Linked DNA regions of Homo sapiens: region 2 is linked to region 1. The links are chromatin contacts, found by Hi-C or POLR2A ChIA-PET in ENCODE. All regions are on one chromosome and are shown on one strand. Each heading gives the region's core, a stretch centred on a gene start or an enhancer-like site at or near the end of the contact. The rest is flanking DNA. Distances are from core to core; before and after follow the strand shown. Region 1 holds the start of CBR3-AS1 (CBR3 antisense RNA 1). Region 2 holds the start of PKNOX1 (PBX/knotted 1 homeobox 1).

Region 1 (4,279 bases), core at 1,409-3,908:
GGTAGAGACAGAGTTTCACCATGTTGGCCAGGCTGGTCTCAAACTCCTGACGTAAGGTGATCCGCCCACCTCGGCCTCCCAAAGTGTTGGGATTACAGGCATGAGCCACTGCACCTGGCCTTATGCATGCATTTCTTTTTTCTTTTCTTTTTTTTTTTTTTTTGAGACAAGAGTCTCGCTCTGTCGCCATGCTGGAGTGCAGTGGCGCCATTTCGGCTCACTGCAACCTGCGCCTCCTAGATTGAAGTGATTCTCCTGCCTCAGACTCCCGAGTAGCTGGGACTACAGGCGCATGCCACCACGCCCAACTAATTTTTGTATTTTTAGTAGAGACACAGTTTCATCATGTTGGCCAGGATGGTCTTGATCTCCTGACCTTGTGATCCACCCCCTCGACTTCCCAAAGTGCTGGGATTACAGGTGTGAGCCACCACGCCCGGCTGCATGCATTTCTTTACTGCAATACACGAGTCCTGTGAGATGGGTATTAGGCCCAAGATGAGGATATTAGAAGTCAGGCCATTCGGAAAATTGCCCAGGTCACACACCCAGCAGCTAGCAGAACCAGATTCGAGCTCAGGTCAGTGAGATAGTACAGGTCTCCACTACATTATGCTACTGATAAAATTATTGGTTCAGTTCTCAAATAGCTCTTTTGCCAATGATCTTGCAATCTATCCTGGATATGTCTCCTGTGAGAGATTGAAGAGTTCAGTAAAACCGACAGTTATACAGGCTATAAATAACTAGACACAGAAAGAAGTAATCACACAAGAAGTGTATCTGCTCAGATACCTTAAAATCGAAAATGTCAGCAAGAAATCTCTCTCTTTACCCATTTTTAATTTCATAGAAAATCAAATTCAGGGTTGGGCACTGTGGCTCATACCTGTAATCCCAGCACTTTAAGAGGCCGAGGTGGAAGGATTGCTTGAGCCCAGGAGTTTGAGACCAGACTGGGCAACATAATGAGACCTTCGTCTCAAAATAATAATAATAATAATAATTTAGAAAAAGAAAAAAACAAGTTCAAGAGAAAAACCAACTGCCAGATCCCAAAAAAGTTCACTGTAAATATGTCTATATGAAGGAACATTTCTCAGTTCGATGAAAATGAGGACAGTGACCCTACCACATAAGCAAAAACATTTAGCAACAGATAACAGATATGTACTATTAGTAATAAAATTGATAATGATCCTTAGTCCACAGCACAGAAACACTCATCACCAATGGGCTTAATCAACTCTGGGACACACTGTTTTGAATGTGGTCTTTCAAAGTGGCAATTAAATTGTACTGGAAAAAATTTAAGCCACCTAATGGCAGCAGACTTGTGGGGCCGGGGGGACGGTCTTCCCTCGCCTTACCAAAAAAATCCTAGCAAAGTCTTCCCAATTGTGGGGCTGCAGTCGCGAGTGTAAGGCAACACTGCGGGTAACAGTCCCCGCGAGCAGCCGGGAACCCTGCAGGGCGCAGGGGCCAGGCTGGCAGAGCGCGCACTGCGGCCCGGATCCCTTCTCCTGGGGACTGGCTGGAAGACTGGGGTCTTCCCCAACGAGGAAAGCCCTTAGTTCTCACAGGTCTGCGTCCCCAGCCTCCTCCCCAGCCAGGGCACCAGCAAACAAAGGCTGAGCGTCTCTTCGTGGGCCGGCCCCGGGAGGGCGCGCGGGCCGCGACCCACCCCTGGACCTGCACCTGCCGCCCCGCTCGGCGAGGGCGTGGCCGGCATCATATCCTCCGCGCCAGGGTCGGGTAACCCTAGGGGACCCCACCCAGTCTCCCCGCTGCCCTCCCGGTCTCCGGCCCCGAGCTCTCCGCCCCCGCACTGCAGCAGAGCGCGCCGCAGGCCCGGGCCGCGCGCCGGTAAGCCACCTGCACCCCGGGCCGCCCCACGGCGCCGCCCAAGCCCTCTGGACCCGGAGAAGGACCCGCGGGCCGGCGGGGAGGAGATGCCCGGCTCCTCCGGCTTCGCCCAGCGGCTGAGGACTGGACGCCGGACAGGGCGCAGGCACGACTTACCGCGGCAGTGGCCCTGTTGGCGGGCGCGCTCACGTGCGGCGCGGAGGAGCCCTCCGGGCTGGGGGAGAGAGACTGGGCAGGGCTGCGGCGCGGCCGGGAGCCAGAACCGCCGAGGAAGAGCCGGAGAACCAGCGGCAGCGGCTCTTCCCCACCGCGCGGGTCGGGGCGGAGCCTGGAAGCCGGGCCTCGGCGCTTGGGGCGGGGCTGGAAGGCGGGGCTGGACGCCTGGAGGCGGGCTCAGGGGCGGGACCTGGAGGTGGGCCATAGGCGCGCGGGGGCGGGGTTTCCGCGGGCGGGGCGGAACTAGAAGACGGGGCCTGACCGAAGGAGGCGGGATCAAGGGCGGGGCCTGGAAGTGGGCTGTCCCTACAGGGGCGGGGCCTCGGCTGGCCGGGCTAGGCTGGAAGGCGGGGCCTGACTCATGAAGGTGGGATCAAGGGCGGTGCCTGGAGGCGGGCCATAACAACAGGGGCGGGGCCTCGACGGGCTGGGCTGGACTGAAAGGCCAGGCTTGACTCACGGAGTCGGGGTCAGGGGCGGGGCCTGGAGGTGGGCCTTAGACGCGGGGGCGGGGCTTCGGCTTGGGAGCAGGGCTTGGGGAGGGCCCCGGCGTACTGGGGCGGTTCAGTCGCCTCAGCCGCGGTGTGAGGGAGCGGGAGTCTTCCTTAGCTTCTCCGCCATGGGTGTCGCTTCGTAGCCGGGCTGCTCCGGGAAAGGCCTCGTACAGGTGAGCGGGGCGGCGTTCGCGCCTCACCTGGGGACCCCCGACACAACCGAGTGGAAGGGGACATTGGTCAGTGCCCGCCCAAGGTCGTCCGCGCGTGTGTCGGCCCTCGGAGGTGCTTTGGAGTCACTCACAGAAACGGAGAAGCGGGGGCTCCTCGAAGGGTGCGCGGCACCTGGTTCACCCCATCTTTTCCCTCTGGACCACGTCCAAGCCCTCCACACACGTTTGGGGCGCAGGGGGCGCGGCGGGCTTGGGACCCCTGCTAAGTTGCCCCAGCCCGCACGGGCCTCAGGTTTCCGACCCTGGGCGACAGGAGAGGTGAGATCATTTCTACCTGGACAGAGCTTATCACGTGGACTGTGGCTCAGGAAGGAGACCTTGACGTCAACCTTAGAAAGCATTCATATCTCCAGACAATCACCAGCCCCTGCCTGCCATCCTCTCGAGCGCTGGGACCTAGACGGTCCAGTCCGACCGCTTCAGGGTAGGACGCACCTGGAGGGTGCGCGGTAGGCAGTGCTCACCTGAGCACAGGCCCTGTCCCCACCCAGCTGTGGCTCCAGCCAACCCGAAGTGGGCCACTTGTGGATGAAGGCTGTCATTTCTGCAGTGGCCTCGCTCCTTTTAACTCCCGAGCGTCCTTTAGAAATGTTCAGACCAGGTCTGGAGTTCGTGAAGGCGAGGCAGTGGTCAATGAGCTTGGGAGGTGGGGGAGGTCATGAGCACCTGGAAGTTGTTTAGAACACTTTGTGTATATGCATGTTTCTAGGGGAGGGGTATATTATCAGCTTCCAAAGTGGATCTATCACTTCCCTGGAAACACTAAGAATATTTTAATAGCTTGGGATGCTGGACCTGTGGCCCAGCCAGGCTGCTGATTCTGATTTTGTCTCCATTTGGCATATACCAAGTGCCCCAGATGTAAATCCTCTCATGGTCAATTTGAGGAATGGTCTTAAGATAGAAGCAGAGAGAAACGAAAAGATTGAGCCATAGTTAGCAGGAAAAAAAATTAATTTCATGAAAATTGATTTCCTAATGAGAATATGATAAACTGGTTTTACAAAAGCAGCAAACAAAACCAGCAAAAACCAAAAAACAACAAAAAAAAAACAAGAAGATGGCAAGCAGGTGAGTTTTTTTTTTTTTTAGGTTCTTCAAATCCTAGTCACACTCAACACTGCACTGAACAGAGATGAAAGAACTGCTTTACACTTAACATTGAAAAAAGAAGTAGTCTGTTTGTGCCAAAGCCACCATGCACATACAATCTGTGCCTTGTATTCATATACCACCTATCTGTAAAGGATTCCAGGTGTGTGTGCGTGTGGGGGGGTTTAATTTAATTTTGACAAATTCATTTGTAAATCATAATTTAAAAAACTCAATTTATAATTGACAGTATACTGTCAATTACTGTATACTGTATACAATATACTGATACTGACAGGATTGACAGTAAATGTACAACATTGAGATTTGAGTATTCTGGCCGAGCGCAGTGGCTCACGCCTGTAATCCCAGCACTTT
Region 2 (4,279 bases), core at 783-3,282, 6.8 Mb before region 1:
AAAACATTTGGAATATCACATCAACTTAGTGGATAGCAGTGGCAGAGTTTGAGAATAGCCTCCAACTTTGAAAGAATTTTCACTGTGGTTAAAATGCTATCAAAACAGCATCACATGCTACAAAGAAGTCTTTCATGAAAGGAGGAGTCCATCAATGCAGTAAATTTCACTGTTGTCTTATTTTAAGTAACTGACACAGCCACCACCACCCTGATCAGTCAGCAGCCATCCACACTGAGGCCAGATTGTCAAAGTATAAAACAAGCAGGACTCACTAAAGGCTCAGATGATCATTAGTATTTTTAGCACTAAAATATTTTTTAATTAACGTAAGCACATTTTTATAGATATAATGCTTGCTATTGCACACTTTAAGTAGTATACTGTAATTACAACTTTCATATGCACTGAAAAACCTAAAACTGTTGCGTCACTTGCTTTACTGCAATACTTATTTTACTGCGGTGGTCTGGATTAGAACTCGAATTATCTGAGGTACGCCTGTGTACAAGGACAGGATTCACAAATCACTCTAAGTAAATTAAGCAGAGTGATGAAAGGCTCATTGGGGTCAGCCTGCCATCTTCCAAATTATGACTAAATGCAAGAGCATCACCAATAACTATACTGGCAGAGGTTCACATTTCACCTCGATTCTTCCTTATGTTTAGAGAAAGCCTATTTTTCAGTATGCCAGGAAAAATCATGAAAGTAGACCTAACTAAAGCTGGGGGTTTCTTTCATCCTGAAGAGGAACCACTTCCTAAGGAAAAATCATCTACTGTTTTAAAAAGCAAACTCTCGTAGAGTTGGAAGAGAACCCCACACACAGGTGGAACACCCCCCAGGGCTGCGGCCCCGCCGTGGCGCTCAGCCTGGCCTGCCCTGGGCCCGACCTCAGGACGCCGCCATTCCCGGACCCTCGGGCCTCCCGTCAGGAATCCGCCATCGGAACGGAGGCCCTAACTGGTCCCGTCGCAGAGCCACTGTCCAAATAAGGCATTTCGAGAGCCACGAGGATGACATAAAGCAGACTCCGCGTTTCTTCATTTTTCGTTAAGTGACACGATTTCCCTCACAAGGAAGGTGCAAACCCACAGGGCGCCCAGACCCTGCCCGGCACTTCCTGTCATCCATTACCACGACCCGTGTGACAGAAGCGGCTCTTCCCACCAATTCCCGGGACGCCGGAACCGCTTCCCCAGCACCCGGCCCCAAACACTGCCGTCAGCGAGCGGCCCTGGGCTGCTCCCGCGCCGGCGCCCGGCTGAGGGCCACGAGCCCCATCACGCCCACCGCCCCCAGGACCCCGACCCACCCGCTCGCCACGGCCGAGGCCGGGGCCGGGGTCGCGGCCGCCATCTTCCCGCCTGCGCCGCCGCGCGCCCCGCACCCTCCGAGCAGCCCCGCCGGCCCTGAGGACTCCGCGAGGCCGCGGACCCGACCGGCCCCACGCGCGCCGCCCGCCCCGGCCCCGCCCCGCCGCGCGCCCCCGACCCTCACGCCCGCCGCCCCGCCCGCGCCGGGCTCCGCGCGCCCCCGCCCCGCGCCGGGGCGCGCGCCGCACTCCGAAAGGGACGGTTAGGAGCGCGCGCTTCGATCAGGCCCAGCGCGGCGGCGGCGGCGCCTTCCAGAAATTTCCGCGTCCCTCAACCCACACTAAGAAACCAACTGGGCGCGCCCCCGCGCCGGTTGGGCTGAAGGCGCCCCCTCCCCCGCGGGTGCCCGCTCCCCTCCCCCACCCGCGCCCCCTCCCCGCCCCCTGCCCCGGGCGGCGGGTCAAATGCGGGCCCTCGAGGGCAGCGCCGGCCCTCCAGACCCGGGCGGCAGCGGCGGCGGCGGGCGGCGGCCGCGGGCCGGTGTGATTGATAGGGACGGCGGCGGCGAGAGCGGCGGCGGCGGCGGCGGAGCGGTTGAGTGACAGCTTACCTGGGTGCCAATCTTCATCACACTGACAAGCGGCTGCAGCAATCGGGACCCGCAGTGCCGCGCCCGCGTCCAACCGTCACGCCGACGCTGGGCCACGCGACACAGCCTCGCTCAATGGGAGGAGGGCGACGCCGACGCGCGCCGCATCAATATTCAGAGAGGGGGCGGGGCCTGCCGGAGACGGGCCCCGCCCCTCCCTGCGCGGCGGCGGGCGCGGGGCGGGGCCTGATCGCTGGGGGAGGAGAGCGAGGGCGGGAACCGGGCGGTGGCCGGCCCCGCCTCCAGCCCCGCCCGCACCCGGAGCTAGGCCGTGCCCCCAACCGGCCGCGCCCGAGCGCGAGGAGCTGTCTGCCCCGCCCCGAAGGCAGAGCCTCCCGCCTTATGACTATGCAGTAGGGGCGTGGCCTCAGCGCACGTCTTGCCCCCTCCGCGCCCTCGGTTGCCGCCCAGGAGAGGTGTGTGTAGCCGGGCGAAACCATTTGCCTCGAGCAGGCGGGGAGGGAGGGCTGTACCATCCGTAACCCCACCGCCGGGCGTCCCGTAGCCGAAGGCCTCCGTTCTGTGTGTGCCCGGTTTGAATGTAAGCCCGTGGGAGCCTCGCAGCCTTCCTCCCCAGGCTCTGGAGCCCGGGTGGGCCCGTCCTGGGCGGCACAGTGGATGCTCACGTGCCTCCCCCCCTGCGGCAGCGCGAGTGCTTAGCACCTGAGGCTTTACCCTGGGGGCTGTCTTCCCTCTGTGAGGACCCCAGCAAGGACTCATGATGTCCACAGGTGCTTAGGGGTGGCCTCTGGGCTACTTGGCCTCGCTTGACCACACCTTCCGGCCCAGGTGAGCCTTGCGGGTCTAGGTGACCAATGCGGCCTCCAGGTAAAGGGCACCTGCCTTAGGGGACGCCCACAAGTGTCTGCATTTCAAACTGCTTTGAAAGACCACCCTAACCGACCACTGCCACAATGTACCCACAAGTGCAGATGGTGGCTTTGGTCTCCAAGATGTAAGGAAAGGGCGACACATTCCCCACTGCGTAGGAAAGCACACGGTTTGCCTGACTGGCCTTCAATACTGCAGAAACATCCATTTATGCAGTGGCCCACCGAAGGCCATCAGTGCCTTGAGTCCATACACAGCGCGGGAAGGGCAGCTCTGTGGGCCCCCACTCCTCCCGGAAGGCAGACAGGCCCAGGACTGGAGCTGATTGCTAGAGGGAGCCTGGGGGTAGGTCTAGGCATGAACAGCTCGGAGGACATCCCTCCTGTGTCTTCAGAGCTCCACACCGCCAGGAGGTCTTGGCCAAGTGCTGTGCAGCTGCAGAGCCGCCTCTTTCAGAAAGATGGGAAGCAGCAGGGTGGGCAAGAGGGAGGCCCTGAGATACTTGCCCAAGGAGGGAAGTTCAAGGGGACAAAAAAAGCTCAGTATTCAAGACTGAGCATAATCTGCAGAGCCTAGTGCAAGATCCAGATGCAAGTGTCAATAGGTGTTGGAACAGAGAGACTCCACATGGGCTGGGTAAACTGAAGCTGAGACCTGCTGGGCCGCACCCCCCAGGAGTTAAGGCGTTCTTAGTAATCGGATGAGATAGGAGGTCGGAACAAGACACAGGTCACAAGGATCCTGCTGATAAAACAGGATGCAGTAAAGAAGCCGGCCAAATCCCACCAAAACCAAGATGGCGGGGAAAGTGACCTGTGGCCTTCCTCACTGCTGATTATACACTAATTATAATATATGAGCTTGGTAAAACACACTCTCGCCAGCGCCATGACAGTTTTCAAATGCCATGGCAACGTTTGGAAGATACCCTACATTGCCTAAAAGGGGTCGGGCGCAGTGGCTCACGCCAGTAATCCCAGCACTTTGGGGAGGCCAAGGCGGGCAGATTACTTGAGGTCAGGAGTTGAGACCAGCATGGCCAATATGGTGAAACCCCATCTCTACTAAAAATACCAAAAAATTAAGCAGGCGTGGTGGCATACACCTGTAGTCCCAGCTACTTGGGAGGCTGAGGCAGGAGAATCGCTTGAACCTGGGAAGCAAAGGTTGCAGTGAGCCGAGATCACGCCATTGCACTCCAGCCTGGGCAACGAGCAAGACTCCATCTCCAATAAATAAATAAATAAATGGAAGAGGAAGCCTAAGTTCTGGGAATTCCCCACCACTTTCCCAGAAAACTCATGAATAATCCACCCCTTGTTTAGCACGTGATCAAGAAATAACCAATATAATTCAGGAACGGATTCTAGGGAAAAAAAAAAGGACCATAAAAATAGCCAACCAGCAGCCCTTGGGGCTGCTCTGCCTATGGAGTAGCCATTCTTTGGTTTATTTACTTCTCTAACAAACTCACTTTCAC

What was found. Hi-C counts contacts between places; a loop is a spot of excess contacts on that map. ChIA-PET counts read pairs that join two places held with the same protein, here RNA polymerase II (POLR2A). Pooled maps may share reads with other maps.
Region 2: a pooled map shows a loop between it and region 1 (35-fold over the local background). The contact joins the promoter of PKNOX1 here to the promoter of CBR3-AS1 in region 1. A Hi-C loop is called at or near these places in 1 of 37 single-sample maps with no recorded cell type and 4 of 50 pooled maps. POLR2A ChIA-PET finds 5 or more read pairs at or near these places in 1 of 52 experiments (MCF 10A).

What each region holds. Positions count from the first base shown.
Region 1 is chr21:36,154,687-36,158,965 of GRCh38, reverse strand. It overlaps CBR3-AS1 (CBR3 antisense RNA 1), which reads left to right and starts at 2,658. Exons shown (of 3, transcript NR_038893.1): 1 at 2,658-2,749. DOP1B (DOP1 leucine zipper like protein B) reads right to left here and starts at 2,142. Exons shown (of 37, transcript NM_001320714.2): 1 at 2,023-2,142. RefSeq lists silencers at 1,648-1,947, 1,978-2,527 and enhancers at 2,708-2,767, 2,848-2,897, 2,282-2,948, 2,949-3,616.
Region 2 is chr21:42,972,315-42,976,593 of GRCh38, reverse strand. PKNOX1 (PBX/knotted 1 homeobox 1) reads right to left here and starts at 2,032. Exons shown (of 11, transcript NM_004571.5): 1 at 1,930-2,032. RefSeq lists an enhancer at 507-1,233 and silencers at 1,195-1,394, 1,535-1,854, 1,985-2,374, 2,685-2,844.